Linked DNA regions of Homo sapiens: region 1 is linked to region 2. Evidence: chromatin contacts called from ENCODE Hi-C or POLR2A ChIA-PET data. All regions are on one chromosome and are shown on one strand. The core of a region is the stretch at or near the end of the contact, and the rest is flanking DNA. Distances in the headings are between cores, read along the strand shown.

Region 1 (3,070 bases), core at 104-2,603, 39 kb before region 2:
TCTAGTGTAGTTCTCAATTTTTTTGTCCTAAATGCAAAGAAGACACACCTATTCTTACCTACCACTTGCCTCTAAAACAAAAACCTAAACTATTAACTCACTAAATAAACATATAAAAAAGGCCCAGATGTAACTAATCACCTATTGCTAATGTAAAACAAAACTGAAATTTGTCTTCTTTTTATCATTTCTGGGCCAAATGGTTTCAATATGTAAAATGCATAAAACAATGCCTGGCAGATAGTAAGCACTGATATGTATTTGTTATCATTACCAATCTCATCATCATTACTTCTGTATCTTAACTGACCCTTCTGGCTGTTTAGATAAAACCCCAATTCTATCTGGAGCCCTAACAACAGTACACCAACCCACGTTCCACCATGAAACTCTCTTCCACGAGGCAAGGTTTATCAGATAAGACTGCATGGATAAAAAGCCAAAAAAAAAAAAAAAGTCTGACTTTCTATTACTCTTTCAGGAGAGGACCAGGTCACATCTCTTATTGCCACAAGAACCACTAAAATATCCTGGCTACTGGAAGTTGCTTTAGGGAGTGAAATGGGGGCTGAGAGTGGAAATGGTGCTGCAGAAAGTATAGAAGACAATCTAATAGAATTCTATGTGTTTTCTAATTATATCAATGAACTGATTGCAATACCTGGTTTATTCATTGCAAAAAAAAAAAGAGTGTTTTATGGCTAGAGCATGAGATAGAGCTGAAAAGAATGAGATAAAGTCATACTCATTTATTCCACTTCCTTTGAGTTTCTAGAGAAAACTTCGAATTTAAAAAGTATGGTGAACTAAATATTTTCAATAGCCCTTGAACAATAAGATCCTAAATGCTGAATCAAATATAAAATTTTATTTTAAATGCATTGCTGGGAATATATGAAAACAAGAAAAATCAAGCTCCTACCCTTCCCAGGCCCAAAATATGGAGAAAACAAACCGAAAAAGGTAAGGATACCCTGAGACACAATGCCTTTCCTAGAAATGAGAGATAAGAGTCTTTATTCTGGGCCAGTGCCTTTCAAAATAAAACCTAAATAGAAAATTCATAGATTATGAAAGACATCTCAGAATTAATAAAAAATAAGAATCACTAGAATGCTTTCGCTTGTTTTATCTCTGCAAGTCTCTCAATATTTATTGCATCATCCAATACTCTGAAAATTGAGAGTATGTGTTGGGTAGATTAACTGTTTGTACAAAGCTCAATGGAATGTTAAAGGAACAAAGATCGTGCCTACAGGTGTGGTTGATGACATACCACCAAGAAAATGTAGAGGTTAAGAACTCAAAATTCTTGGGAGCTTGTTTTTGCCAAGGAATGTGGGCGCAGTATTTGGAACTGCCAAGTTATGCAGCTGAGAGGTCTGAGGTTGACTTCTAGTTCAGTGTGATAATAACCTCATAATAAAATCCCAGGTTTTATCTATGAGACTCAGAATGCTTATGGATAACCAAATGCAAGCCACTTAAGGTTTCCCTTTACCTCTTAACAAAGTGAGCTTTCATCCAATTTGCATACCTCTATTTTAACAACGTAAAGAGCTTCACAAAATCAATTGCTATATTTTCATTCTATTTTTACTATATTTAACATGCTGGCCACGTGAGGTGGCTCACGCCTGTAATCCCAGTACTCTGGGAGGCTGAGGTGGGTGGATCACTTGAGGTCAGGAGTTCGAGACCAGCCTGGCCAACATGGTGAAACCTCATCTCTACTAAAAATACAAAAATTAGCTGGGTGTGGTGGCGCACACCTGTAATCCCAGCTACTCAGAAGGCTGAAGCAAGAGAATCACTTGAACCCAAGAGGCGGAGGTTGTAGTGAGCCAAGATGGCACCACTGCACGCCGGCCTGGGTGACAGAATGAGACTCTGTCTCAATAAATAAATAAATGAATAAATATAGTTATATATCTATATGCTGGATTTGATTATTGATTAATTATGGATTTGATCCTTGTCTCACAACGTATTATGTAAAGGTAGCACCATTCCTTATTTCTCTTTGTACATATTTGAATCTAACATACTGATTTGCACATAAAAGATATTCAAAAAGAGTTATTGATCTAGAAGACATTAAGATGCTCTTTCTGAAATAACAGTTTGAGTCAACGTGCATCTTCAATCTAGAAATTTTCTTTCTTGTCTATCCACAGTTATCTCTTACTTTCTTAGTCACAGCGCTTGAGTGCATTGTGACAGTAAATGCGTTAAATTGTATCTAAAGACAGAAAGTAAAATATGAAGAGCCAATAAAATTTCAAAAGTTTAGTGAGGCACAATGGGCCCAATTCAAGAGAGAGGCTGAGCAAGTTAAAGGCTTTGTTGGGAGCAAAGTGTGCATTCATATAGCAAACTCTGGCCAAGGTAATTACCTGTTTTGGACAGGCACACTATTCCCTGGAGGCTGCTTCACTCACCCGGACTTGACTCAACTTTGGATAAGTTCCAGTATAAATATTCCCACAAAAAATCAGGCAGAGGGAAACATCTCAGTGTTTTTTAAGAATAAAGGGGTCTGACTCTCAGTTTTATATCTCTTTATTTTTGCTGATCAGCACCCAGCACACTGACCTCTGCATTACTCATCAGCATTACTGCATTACTCAGGTGCAACTGAAAGGAGACCACACTACCGCTTCCGTACCACCTTCTGAGTTCCCTGCCAAAATTTACTTCTTTTTTAACTTGGAAGTCTCAAATGTTCTCATTTAATGTGTTGATGACATCACACTTAAGGGTGGTATGGCTGGCGGGACATTAAATAAATTACACTTTATAAGGTACCTAATGTGCTAATACTGGGAGGGCTAAGTTGAGCCCCCTGCCATCAAAGTTCCTATCTGGATCTCAGAAATGAACCAAGAACCTTAGAGAAAATTCCTCCCTGTTAACTTATTAAGCATATTTCACCATTGTTCTTCAGACAAAGAGGAAAATATTAGGTTATATAGTATTTATTGTGCGTAAGACCACACACGAAAATACACACATAATCTTACTTTCTAGAAGATAAGCAGAAGAAGAGAGGTTTTCATTTCTGAATTTA
Region 2 (3,122 bases), core at 55-2,554:
TGTGTACAACACAAGAGCTGCATTGCTAACTAAAACCATAACTGACCTAATTTTACTGAATGTTCCAATGAAAATGACAGACATGCAAGAAAGAAATATAATACAAACAGTGGATGATCCATATTTTCCCCTTGAGTTTCAAACACATTCCTCAGACGGCGTACAAAGCTGACATGTTATTGACAAGAGTACAGGCCTTCAGATGGCCAGCAAAAGAGTGTCTGCACATCAGAAAACCCACAAGATTATAGCCACTTTGCCCCTACAAGACTATACTTTTTTTTAATTAAACCTCGGTGTATTCAGAGAATGGAACAGAAAGCGAATTTAAAAACACAGTCCATCACAAAATCCTTCTTTTTCATTAAATACGTTAACAAATGTAAAAATCCTATCATGGGAATTTATTTTTCTCTTTCAATATAGGACAATATTAACTAAATCTCTACCCTCCCCTAAATGATTTACAGGTCCCTAACTTCACACTGAGGGGTACCCGCGTGACACAGAAAGTAACACCCTGAAGTCTAATCTCTCTTTCAGACAGTTGCTCATTATTTATTGCAGCTATTTCTCCATGTAAACATTCTTGTGAAGAGGGCACATTTTGTAAGTTATCTCAGATCATCTGGCAGGATTGAAGCTATAAACTGGCATTTTATTTAACTGGCTCTACTTGGAAATTCCTCACATCAGTTCTGCTTTTACAAAAGGAGTCAGGCTGTGCTGTTTTCTCCTACATATTCTATACCGAATCCTGGTAAGCAAATGCTTATGGAGTCCTCCCAATAAAGTGTCAGAATACAATGTCAACAATAGCAAGATTGAGAGGATCCAGGGAAAATTCTCGTCCGTAATAAATGAGGATGAGAGCACCAGCAAATTGGAAAGTCCAGCCTCCGTAACATCTTATCTACATCTAGGCTGTGCCGCATTATCTAATGCGGCTTATCTGTCTCCCTCCTTTCAAGTAAGGACCTGCCCTGCATTCTTGATTCCCATAGCTTTAGCAGTAAAAGATAGAAGGATACACTCGCCACAGAGGTGACTGAGTTCACTATTGTTTAGGAATTGGCTCATTTATTAAAGAGATGTTGTCTCACACCAACAGCAGATAACAATATTGGCTCCCTGTGAACTTGCTGAGGTATTGTGTGTTCAAGATTCAAGTAAAGATAGGCCAGTCCCTTGGCCAAACACTCAGCAATGTTACCATTGCTGACATTCTCAGGATGGAGGAGGTAGGCATTGCCATCTGGATTTCAGAGGACTGCTGAGACTTATTACCTTTTCACTAGAAAGCAATTCTGTTTCTACATGAATAGGGCCTTGTATTTGACTCTCTGAAAATTGTCCTGCAGGCCGTTTACTCATTCAATGAACATTTATTGAGCATGAGACACTATGCCAGATGCTGGGAAGCACTGCAGTGAATAGAAACTCTCCCTTGCACAGTGTGGTGTGGGAGAAAGATCTGTAAGCAGATAGTTATCTAGAATGACAGTGGTGGAATAAACACAGTGCACTGCTATGGAAAGAGCCACGCAGAACTGGGTCCAGATCCCAGCTCCACAGCTTACCATTGCGTAACCTTCAATAATTATGAGTCCCAACTTCCTGATCAATATAATGAGGACATCTTGATAGATTTGTTTTGAGAAATCAGTAAGGAAATATATGCATAAAAGCAAGTGCTGTGCCTGAGATGTAGGAGATATTTAACAAAAGGAAGCCACTGCTGCTGCTTTGGACATAGGGACTTTGGAGAAAATAAGACAAAAAATCACTCTGCCCCCCAAAACAGAACAATTACTGCTTGGTTCCCCCAAGCAGTAATATGTGAACAAGGTCTTGAAGGATATTGTTCCAGATATTTATTTCTGTGCGACAAACAAAACTTACAGCCTTAAAACACTCATCTTATTTTGCTCCTGATGTGTTGGTGAGGAATTCAGGAAGGGCTCAGATGGGTTGTTCATCTCTGATCCACACAGTGTCCATGGAGGCAGTTGAGGCTGAAGGATCCACTTCCCAGAAGGTCCCTCACTTGCCTGTCTAGTATCTCGGTGTTCCTCAGACTCTCCTTCTCTTCACACAGCATCTCATTCTCCAGGGCTTCTCCACATGGCTTGGGCTTCACACCAGCATGGCAGTCTCAGGGTAGTCAGATCAATTCACAGCAGCTGGCTTCCTCCAGCACCTGCTTTCCAAGTAGTAGGAAGTGGAAGCTGCAAGTCTCTGAGGCCTGGGCTTGTCCTGTTCTAGTGGTTAAGCATTCACAGAGCCTAGCCAGATTCGATGTGAAGGAATATAGATCCCATCTCTCAATGAAAGGAGTAGCAAAGATTTGCAGCCATCTTTAATCTATCACAGATGTGTGGGAAATCCTTAGAGAACTGGAGAGAAGCATTTCCAGTTAGAGAGAACAGACTGTGTGGACAGAGGCTACAGGTGGACCCAGTTTGGAGTATAAGGCACACAGTTGGAGGCAGGGTCGAGTGGGCTAGTGCCTATTCAACTTCTTAAATACTTTTTATGTTGCACCTGTGCAGGAACTACAAAGCCTCATCACTACCTTGAAAGTAAGAAAATTGACCCTCTAATTTGGCATTTCTCATCCTGGTGATGTCATATCTTGTGATGATGGAAAAAGTCTAGTGCTTAGTGATTATTAAGCAAGCTCCTCTACAATCACTCTCTCTCATTCTTCCATCCTTACAATCAAATCTTTTTTGACTCCTTACTGAACCCTGGACCACATTTACTACAGTATTTAACATTGTATACATTTTTACCCCTGATTCCCCCACCGAACTATAAGCACCTAAGGTTGGACCTGCGTTTCCCATCTCCTGCCCCTAGCTCCATGTCTGGCCCATGCTGAGCTGGGAGCAGTTTTAGTTCTGGGAAAGCATAATAAATATGGTTTAATTTATGCCCTTGAGGGACTTCTCTTGTTGAAGGGCAGTGAAATAAAGGCAAACCACTGCAATGTACTGTGGCAAACACAGAGCTAAAGGAGACATAGAGCCATGAAGGAGAGGTGCCTAAGCTAGCAGGTAGAGTTATTTGGGACTCTATTGGTCTCCAGGTGATTTTATAAGAAACATACACATACACAG

What was found. Hi-C counts contacts between places; a loop is a spot of excess contacts on that map. ChIA-PET counts read pairs that join two places held with the same protein, here RNA polymerase II (POLR2A). Pooled maps may share reads with other maps.
Region 1: a loop to region 2 is called in a map of Caco-2, with 7 times the contacts of the local background. The contact joins two enhancer-like sites. A Hi-C loop is called at or near these places in 2 of 168 maps with a recorded cell type or tissue (Caco-2 and Calu3), 1 of 37 single-sample maps with no recorded cell type and 2 of 50 pooled maps. POLR2A ChIA-PET finds 5 or more read pairs at or near these places in 1 of 52 experiments (AG04450).

What each region holds. Positions count from the first base shown.
Region 1 is chr12:42,959,799-42,962,868 of GRCh38, reverse strand. No RefSeq gene overlaps it. Among named protein-coding and RNA genes, the nearest start is that of LINC02461, 190 kb to the left of the region's middle. RefSeq lists an enhancer at 1,051-2,250. Within about 2 kb of position 1,353, at least 6 of the 41 ENCODE cell types and tissues checked have a DNase peak (open chromatin) inside an H3K27ac peak, as active enhancers do.
Region 2 is chr12:42,920,258-42,923,379 of GRCh38, reverse strand. No RefSeq gene overlaps it. Among named protein-coding and RNA genes, the nearest start is that of LINC02450, 230 kb to the right of the region's middle. Within about 2 kb of position 1,304, at least 2 of the 41 ENCODE cell types and tissues checked have a DNase peak (open chromatin) inside an H3K27ac peak, as active enhancers do.